Regions from separate parts of the Homo sapiens genome. Here regions 1 and 3 are each linked to region 2. A link is a contact called in ENCODE Hi-C or POLR2A ChIA-PET data. All regions are on one chromosome and are shown on one strand. Each heading gives the region's core, a stretch centred on a gene start or an enhancer-like site at or near the end of the contact. The rest is flanking DNA. Distances are from core to core; before and after follow the strand shown.

Evidence for each region. A loop is a pair of places that touch in the nucleus more often than their neighbours do. ChIA-PET counts read pairs that join two places held with the same protein, here RNA polymerase II (POLR2A). Pooled maps may share reads with other maps.
Region 1: a pooled map shows a loop between it and region 2 (2.8-fold over the local background). The contact joins two enhancer-like sites. A Hi-C loop is called at or near these places in 8 of 168 maps with a recorded cell type or tissue (Right ventricle myocardium superior, aorta, endothelial cell of umbilical vein and 5 more), 2 of 37 single-sample maps with no recorded cell type and 8 of 50 pooled maps. POLR2A ChIA-PET finds 5 or more read pairs at or near these places in 2 of 52 experiments (OCI-LY7 and activated CD4-positive, alpha-beta T cell).
Region 3: a loop to region 2 is called in a map of Right ventricle myocardium inferior, with 2.8 times the contacts of the local background. The contact joins two enhancer-like sites. A Hi-C loop is called at or near these places in 5 of 168 maps with a recorded cell type or tissue (Right ventricle myocardium inferior, cardiac septum, colonic mucosa and 2 more) and 2 of 50 pooled maps. POLR2A ChIA-PET finds 5 or more read pairs at or near these places in 1 of 52 experiments (activated CD4-positive, alpha-beta T cell).

The regions. Positions count from the first base shown.
Region 1 is chr15:85,688,620-85,691,319 of GRCh38, forward strand. All of the region lies in intron 16 of AKAP13 (A-kinase anchoring protein 13), which reads left to right. Among named protein-coding and RNA genes, the nearest start is that of LINC02883, 69 kb to the right of the region's middle. Within about 2 kb of position 1,297, at least 31 of the 41 ENCODE cell types and tissues checked have a DNase peak (open chromatin) inside an H3K27ac peak, as active enhancers do; they include heart right ventricle, where a contact is called at or near this core.
Region 2 is chr15:85,503,954-85,506,653 of GRCh38, forward strand. All of the region lies in intron 2 of AKAP13 (A-kinase anchoring protein 13), which reads left to right. Among named protein-coding and RNA genes, the nearest start is that of AKAP13, 120 kb to the left of the region's middle. Within about 2 kb of position 1,303, at least 5 of the 41 ENCODE cell types and tissues checked have a DNase peak (open chromatin) inside an H3K27ac peak, as active enhancers do; they include heart right ventricle, where a contact is called at or near this core.
Region 3 is chr15:85,729,016-85,731,715 of GRCh38, forward strand. AKAP13 (A-kinase anchoring protein 13) reads left to right here. Exons shown (of 37, transcript NM_007200.5): 30 at 1,498-1,692. Among named protein-coding and RNA genes, the nearest start is that of LINC02883, 28 kb to the right of the region's middle. Within about 2 kb of position 1,401, at least 3 of the 41 ENCODE cell types and tissues checked have a DNase peak (open chromatin) inside an H3K27ac peak, as active enhancers do.

The DNA.
Region 1 (2,700 bases), core at 47-2,546, 180 kb after region 2:
TCTTAAACATGTCCAAAGAAGCCAAAAGCCAGTAGGCAGTAAACTGTTCACATTCCTAGGAGGGTAACATATTTTGTCTGGATCACTGGGTTTTGTATATAAACTTAAGAAATTGAGTCCTTGATCCTATGTCCTTTTGAGAATTATCACCGACTGGCATAAGTGATTAGATTAGATAAATATATTGAATGTGTTTGTGGAAGATGAGAGGGGATGCTAAACAGGAAGTATAGCAGGAAGACTGGCAGTTTCTGCTTTTGTCTTAGTATCTTTGAGAGATAGTGCTGTTTCCTGCTAAGTAATTTTGCGTGTTACAGAGTATTTAAACACTCATATGCATGGTGTTCGAGTTCACAAAGGGAGTGTGGAATGACCCTCTTCAAACCATCCTATCACACTGGTTTTCTTTTTTCTAAACCACAGTTACTTTTGCACCAACCTAATACTAAGCTTTCCTCTTTGTAGACAAACAAGAGGTGGTTAGAAATGTTTTAGACAAATCTATTTGATTTGAAGTAGGTATTTTTGAGTGCACAGGTTAAATTCCTGCACAGCTGCAAGTATACTACATGACTTTGTAACAGGACATTCAGTTACAGCTCCTAGGTCCTGTGGTCTGTATAAAAAAGAGCTGTACCCATAGGCCTTTCAGAAGTGCCTCCTAGAGTAGTGTTTACAAAGACTTAATTTTAAATGTAATTCTCATTCCTTCTTTGATTAAAGATCTGTAACATGACAGTTGTTTGATCATATCATGTTTTCACAGTTGTCCAGAGTGTTCTTTTTATTGTAATTACATGTATAAAGGGGTATTTTTGGAAAAGTGAAGAATCACCTTTGATAGTGTCCTAGTGCAGTTGTTACCTGCATCTATCCCTGTTAAATACCGTTAGCCTGTTTCTCCAGCACACAGCTAAAGCATTTTGCCAGTTGTTAAACATGGAAAAGTCAAACTTCAGAAAATAACTAGTCACCACTTTACACCAGGCAACTTCACTGAAAAGTTTTCTTATGAAACTCACTGCATTTTACAAAATGAGGAGTCTATTTTAAAATAGGTAAGATGTGTTCCTTAACTTCCCGTGTAAAAACTTGGCCTCAAACCTTGCTAGAGTTCTTATATTGCTGCTTAAGCACTGTCCACACACACTGTTTTTGGGGGGAGTGAGGTCTCGTTTCATTTCCTGTATCCTTTGTAACAAGGGTTGTTGGCTTTAGCAGCAGCATTCAAACAGTTAAGACTGTCTTAAGGAAACAAGCAGCCTCAGCCCTCCCTCCTTCCCTTTCTCAGCCAGTCTCTGGCTTCCTCTTACGATTTCACTAATGGCAGCTCAAAGCTGCTGAGCTCTGCCCTGACGGCATGCGCCCCCGCTTCTGTGAGAGCACGCTTCCTGGCATGGGGGTCGAATCATGTCGATAAAATGGGCTCGGTTTCATGAAGTACCCCACATAACAGTGAGATTCATAGGACCAAAGCATGGGGAGGTAAGAGCCTGACTTCTTTAAAGCACTAAATTCTAGTAAACACAGAAAGAGCCAGTGGAGTTGGTTGTTTTGTTTTGTTTCCATCCTGGGAAGAACTAATTTGGATTGTTGCAAAGGGAAGCTATTTCTTATTTATTCAGGTTTGAAGAGCATTGCAAGGCTTGAGAGGATAAGCTGGTTGCCATAAAAAGATTTTTTAAACGATTGAAGTATAATTTAACTTTCCTGAGCAAAAAAATCAGATGCTTTTCCATTTAACATTTTATGCATGGAAAAACCTTTAGCAAAATTTAGTTAAAAGAAAGAAATTATTTGAAAAAACCCAAATTTAGTTGTTGATTATTACTAAAGTTTTATGTACTTTAGTGATTACCAATTTTCACTCAGAACAGCTTCCTGTTTTGTAAAGTGAAGGAGTTTTTCTCCCTTCCTCTCTCATTATTTTTTATAGTTCAAAAGTGTAGTAATTTGGCTCTTAGATGTTCATTATATGTATTTGATTAACAAAAGACTTCACATGAATCATAGATCTAGCAATTATTTACCATTTCATTACAGTGGTTGGGTTCTGAACAGAAAGTCAGAAGACCTGGGTTCCCATTTTGACTGTGCTGATCATCTGTTGTGTGACCTTTTGCAAGTCAACCAACCTCTCCAGTCCCTGGCAGCATAGTGCAGTGTATGAGAGCTGAGCTTTACAGTCAGCCAGATCTGAATCTTAATTTCAGCTTGAGCAGTTATTGGCGTGTGGCCTCAAATGCATTATTAAACATCTCTAAGCTTCAATCTCTTCAGATGTAAAATGGAGATAATACCTAGTATTATCATTGGGTTGTTGTGAGAAAATACATGTAAATTGCTTACTACAGTGCTTAGCACGTAGTAACTGTTCAGATTTTTAGCTGTTATTTATTATCTTTATCCTCTACGTTGTAAAATGGGAAGCATAATGCTCACCCTGCCCACTTCAGAGTTATTGAGTCAGACGAAATGATGTATGTAGAAGACATTGATTCAAAATGTTAAGGCATTTAGTAGTTGTCATGATCACTGACTTGGGACACCCATTTTCCTGGAATTTTTTTAGGACATAACAATGGTATTGACAATAGGTAAAACCTCTTACCTTGTGAATGGTAGGTCTTTGTAGTCCAGTTGGTTTGAAAGGAAATTATTTCATTGATACTGATAAGCCAGCCAAGTACTCTGCCAAAC
Region 2 (2,700 bases), core at 53-2,552:
TGGGGGCTTTGTGTGCTGTGTGTTGAAGGGACATGCTCAGGCATAGGGCTTTATCAGGAGAGTAGCTTGATCAGATTGTATTTTGGAGACTCTGTGCTTCCCAGTGTGTGGAGGCCAGCTTAGAAGCCTGGAGTCCCAACTTAATTGATGACTTTGGAGAAAAACAAGAGAACTGAGGATAATAAATAACCAAGAAAGCTAGGTGAATAACTGTAAGATATAGGTGAGAGCAGAAGTCAGATCTTCAGATTTTAATGACAGAATGTCACCTTTTCAATCAGCAACAAAGTAGCCGAGTATAATCTTCAACCATCTGCTCTCTGGGAGAGGAGAGAGGAGAGGGGAAGGAGCGAGGAATGAGGAGCCAGAGAGATTGATTTTAGCTAATCACTTCTAACTCTTTCATTAAATTTTTATGGAGAATTAATACAGGCTGGGCGCAGTGGCTCGTGCTGGTAATCCCAGCACTTTGGGAGGCTGAAGTGGGAGGATAGCTTAAGCCCAGGAGTTCAGGACCAGCCTATGCGATGTGGTGAGACCCTGTCTTTACAAAAAAAAAAAAAAAAAAAAAAAAAAAAAAAAGAAAAAATTAGCCAGGCATGGTGGCGTGCATTTATAGTCCCAGCTATTTGGGAGGCTGAGACAGGAGGGTTGCTCAAGCCTGGAAGATCGAAGCTGCAGTGAGCCATGGTCGCACCACTGTACTCCAGCCTGGGTGACAGGGCCCAACACCCTGTCTCCAAAAAAAAAAAAAAAAAAAAATCCTTACATGTCTGCATTTTAGCCAAATATATGGTTTTGTTAGCAAAAGAGAGAATGTCTCTTTAAGTATTGACCTAATTAATAATTCTACCACTTCCAGAGAGTTGTGAAACATTTTTCAGAGGTAGAGACACTCTCGCTTGCTCTTTCTCGCTCTCTCTCTCTTGCTCTCTCGCTCTTGCTCTCCCTCGCACCCTCTCCCCCTCTCCCCCTCTCTCCCATCTCTCTCTCTCTCCCTCTCTTTTGCTCTCACTCTCTGTGTGTGTGTGCGCACATGTGTTTGAAAGCCAGCACCATCTGAACAATTTAGCTTTGCTGGACAAAAATAGACTTGAGAGGGAGAATTGTACATTGAAACAAGAAGAACTTACACTCTTACAATTTTTCAACACTCTCTTCCTTTTAAGGAATACTTCTCATTAAAGGGACCATACATTAAATTATATCCAAACTTGAGTAGTTTTAATTTCTTTTCTGTCTGAAATCCCTGTTAGAACAATCTCTAAAACTACTCCATAGACACAGAACTTGAGTAGATTTATTGAGCGCCATCTGCTGGCTTTGTTTTAATGGACCAAATAGGTGGTGCCTGGACATCTTTAAGAATTATCCTGTATCTTAGTGTTGCAAAATTATGAAGCTGGAAGACAGTATGAATTTGGGCTATGACTGGTAGTAGTATTTAAAATAATAGTTTTGTGTTGGCATTGAGAAAGGGGTATGGTTTTGGCAGGAGAATACACACAACCTGATTAAAAAAGAAGACAGGTTATAGGGATTTCATTGGCCAGTATCTTTATTGGGCAAAAGATTAGCCTAGTTTAAATAAAAAGTAACCTTAAATGCCAAATAAAATTCTTTAATATTTTCTAACAGTGAAGTCAACCTAAGTCTTTATCTGGAATGACTTTATGTAAAAGTCGATAAATTTCTTGGTGGATTTCTATTCGTGTTGCATGAGATACTTTGAGGTGTCTTTTAAAGAAAGATTTATAAAAATGGCTTTGTTGGCTAGTTTCAAGAATGCGTTTTATTTTGAGGGATGTGGATACTATCTTAGTATTTTCCTGCTGAGACAGATATAGGAAAAGCCCCTAGGTTAAATAAATAAGGGTGAAGCTGTTAGGTGCTCTTCTTGTCATTAGTCTTTTTGAATTTTAGTTATATTTTAAGTGACTTCTTAAGGGCAACTGAGCTAAAAATTTGGCATACCCAGACCATTAGACTCTAGATCTTTTAATTAATTTCTCATCCAGTCATCTTAAGTATTTAAGATGAATTGTAGAAAGATTGTCAGGCCGGGCGTGGTGGCTCATGCCTATAATCCCAGGACTTTGGGAGACCGAGGAGGTGGGCGGATCACTTGAGGTCAGGAGTTCAAGACCAGTCTGGCCAACATGGTGAAACTCCGTCTCTACTAATACAGAAAAATTAGCCGGGCACCTGTAATCCCAGCCACTGGGAAGACTGAGGCAGGAGAATTGCTTGAACCCATGAAGTGGAGGTTGCAGTGAGCTGAGATTGTGCCACTGCACTCCAGCCTGGGCAACAGAGCGGGACTCCATCTCAAAAACAACAAAAAAAGAAAGATTGTTTACAGAAAGAGAGACCAGAAAGGAATTCGTGCATTCATTTGGCCAACATTTATTGAGCACCTAGAACAACGAGACATACCTTTAGGCAATGATGTAGCATTGAATAAAACAAATATGGTCCCACCTCTCAGGAAGCTTACGTAACAGTTGGGAGGAAAGGGGAACTCAGATAAATACATAAATACATGCTTTTAGAATTTTATATATACATATAGGTATAATATATAATGTATTAAATAGACATACATGAATAAATACGTGTCAGAAAGTAAATGATGCTATGGAAAAAATAAAGCAGGGCAAGATAGATAAGGAGAGTTAGGGTAGGAGAGCTCATACTTCA
Region 3 (2,700 bases), core at 151-2,650, 230 kb after region 2:
GTTGGCCAGGCTCGGTGGCTCATGCCTGTAATCCCAGCACTTTGGGAGGCCACGGCGGGCGGATCACAAGGTCAGGAGTTCGAGACCAGCCTGACCAACATGGTGAAACCCCATCTCTACTAAAAATACAAAAATTAGCTGGGCGTGGTGGCACGTGCCTGTAATCCCAGCTACTTAGGAGGCTGAGGCAGGAGAATCGCTTGAACCCGGGAGGCAGAGGGAGGTAGAGGTTTCAGTGAGCCGAGGTAGCACCACTGCACTTCACTTCAGCCTGGGTGGCTGAACAAGACTCTGTCTCAAAAAAAAAGAGTCTGGTCGGTTGGTGGTAGGACAGAGTAAGGAGACAGAGTCTCTCACAGGTTTCCAAATCAGGTGACCTGGAAGATGAAGAGTTGTTGACTGAGAAAGAGATTCCACACTAAAGGGAGGAGGTAGTGGGCTGGAGAAAAGATTGGTTTCTCACGTGCTGAGAACAAGGCATCTCAGTAGAGGTGGCCACGTGGGCGCCATGGTCTGCTGCTAAGAAAGGGGAGGGTTTTTGATGGTTTAATGAATTATCAGCATATAGAAGGTCATTGAAGCCATGGGGATGAATGAGATCCTCAAGAGGAAAGTGGGTAAGGTAAAGAAGACAGCTCAGGCCAGGTGCGGTGGCTCACACCTGTAATCCCAGCACTTTGGGAGGCCAAGGCGGGCAGATCACCCAAGGTCTGGAGTTCGAGACCAGCCTGGCCAACATGGTGAAACACCATCTCTACTAAAAATACAAAATTAGCCAGGCGTGGTGGCACATGCCTGTAATCCCAGCTCCTTAGGAGGCTGAGGCAGGAGAATCGCTTAATCACTTGAACCCAGGAGGTGGAGGTTACGGTGAGCCAAGAGTGCACCATTGCACTCCAGTCTGGGCAATAGGAGCGAAACTTTCCGTCTCAAAAAACAAAAACAAAAACAAAAAAAAAAGAAGACAGCTCAGGATGGAGCTGAGACAGGAGCCCAGATAAGAGATTCCATTGCAGATGGCAGATCTGTAAAGTGTCCTGAGAAAGAATGGTAGGAAGAGAACTGGTGTCCTAAAAGCTAAAGAAGGAAACATGTTTTAAAGGAAGAAGTAATCATCAATGCTGGAAAAAACAACCTAAAAGACCTCATTGGATTCAGTCATGAAGTTGAGCTGGGAAAGCAGTTGCAGAGTGGACAGAAGCTAGAGAGTAGTGGGCTGAGAAGTAAACAGGGGACACGGGAGTGGAAGCAAAGTGCAGACTTGTTATGTCACAATTTCCATGGTTTGCCAGAAAGATCCAGAATGGTTTTCCAGATAGAAATCACAGAACAGAAACAATATTGCTGTCTTGATGAAAAAGAAAAGGCAGTGTGGGTGGGGAGGGTGTCCTGTCTTGTCACTTTCCATAAATTACCACAAGGTGGTGCTCGTGTCTTAGTCATTCTCGTAATTACTAAACACCAATCAAATCACAGATCATTTTCTCCTTCCTGCAGAACAACTTCACCAGAAGGACCAAAAAATCCTACTCTTGTTGGAAGAGAAGGAGATGATTTTCCGGGACATGGCTGAGTGCAGCACCCCTCTCCCAGAGGATTGCTCCCCAACACATAGCCCTAGAGTTCTCTTCCGCTCCAACACAGAAGAGGCTCTCAAAGGAGGACCTTTAATGAAAAGTGCAATAAATGAGGGTAATTAACATTCAGCATTGCCCCCTCTTCATCTACTCCCAGAGTGGTTTACACACTAATATTACCTGCCAGTTTTTACTTTTTTACTTTAAAGCACAAATGCAGAAAATTACCCAAAACAAATATTTCACTATAGTAAATTATCAGGTGAATATCCTTTTAACCACTACTCACATCAAGAACTTAAAGGGGCCCTGAAGCCCCTTCCTCCACATGCTCTGTCCCCATCACACCTCCCTCCCTCCAAAAGGAGCAGTTATTCTGACTGTTTTTTAATTAGTCACTTATGCTTTTTTTTTTTTTTTTTTTTTTTTGGCAGGATCTTGCTGCTCTGTTTCCCAGGCTGGAGTGCAGTGGTGCAACCTCGGCTCACTGCAACCTCCCCCTCCTGGGTTCAAGTGATTCTCTTGTCTCAGCCACCCAAGTAGCTTGGGACTACAGATGTGCACCACCACACCCAGCTAATTTTTGTATTTTTCACAGATACAGGGTTTCACCATGTTGGCCAAGCTGGTCTCAAACTCCTGACCTCAAGTTATCCACCCACCTTGGCCTCTCAAAGGGCTGATATTATAGGCGTGAGCCACTGCACCCGGCCATTAATCACTTACTTATATATCTTTATGGCTTAAGTGCCTACTCCTAGACATTATAGTTTAATTTGCTTATGTTTTTTGATATGCATCTTAAAATTCTTAATTTACAGTTCCCCCCACCATCTTTTTTTTTCCATATAATTTATCTTTGAACAATCTGAGCTTTTTGACTTAGAGAGTTTCCCACAGTTTGGATTTTATTCATACAGTCCTGTTGTCTGTTTCCTTCAGATTTGCAGCTGGATTCAGAGGCGTAATTAATTACTCAGACTTGATCTCTTTGGTAAATTGTGCCCTTATAGTGTTGTGTTCTTTCATTGAGGAGGCATAAATATCTAGTTGTCTCTTTTTTTGTGACATATAAGAAAAGATAAAAGGATAAATTCTTGATTATTTTTCCCCTCCATTTATT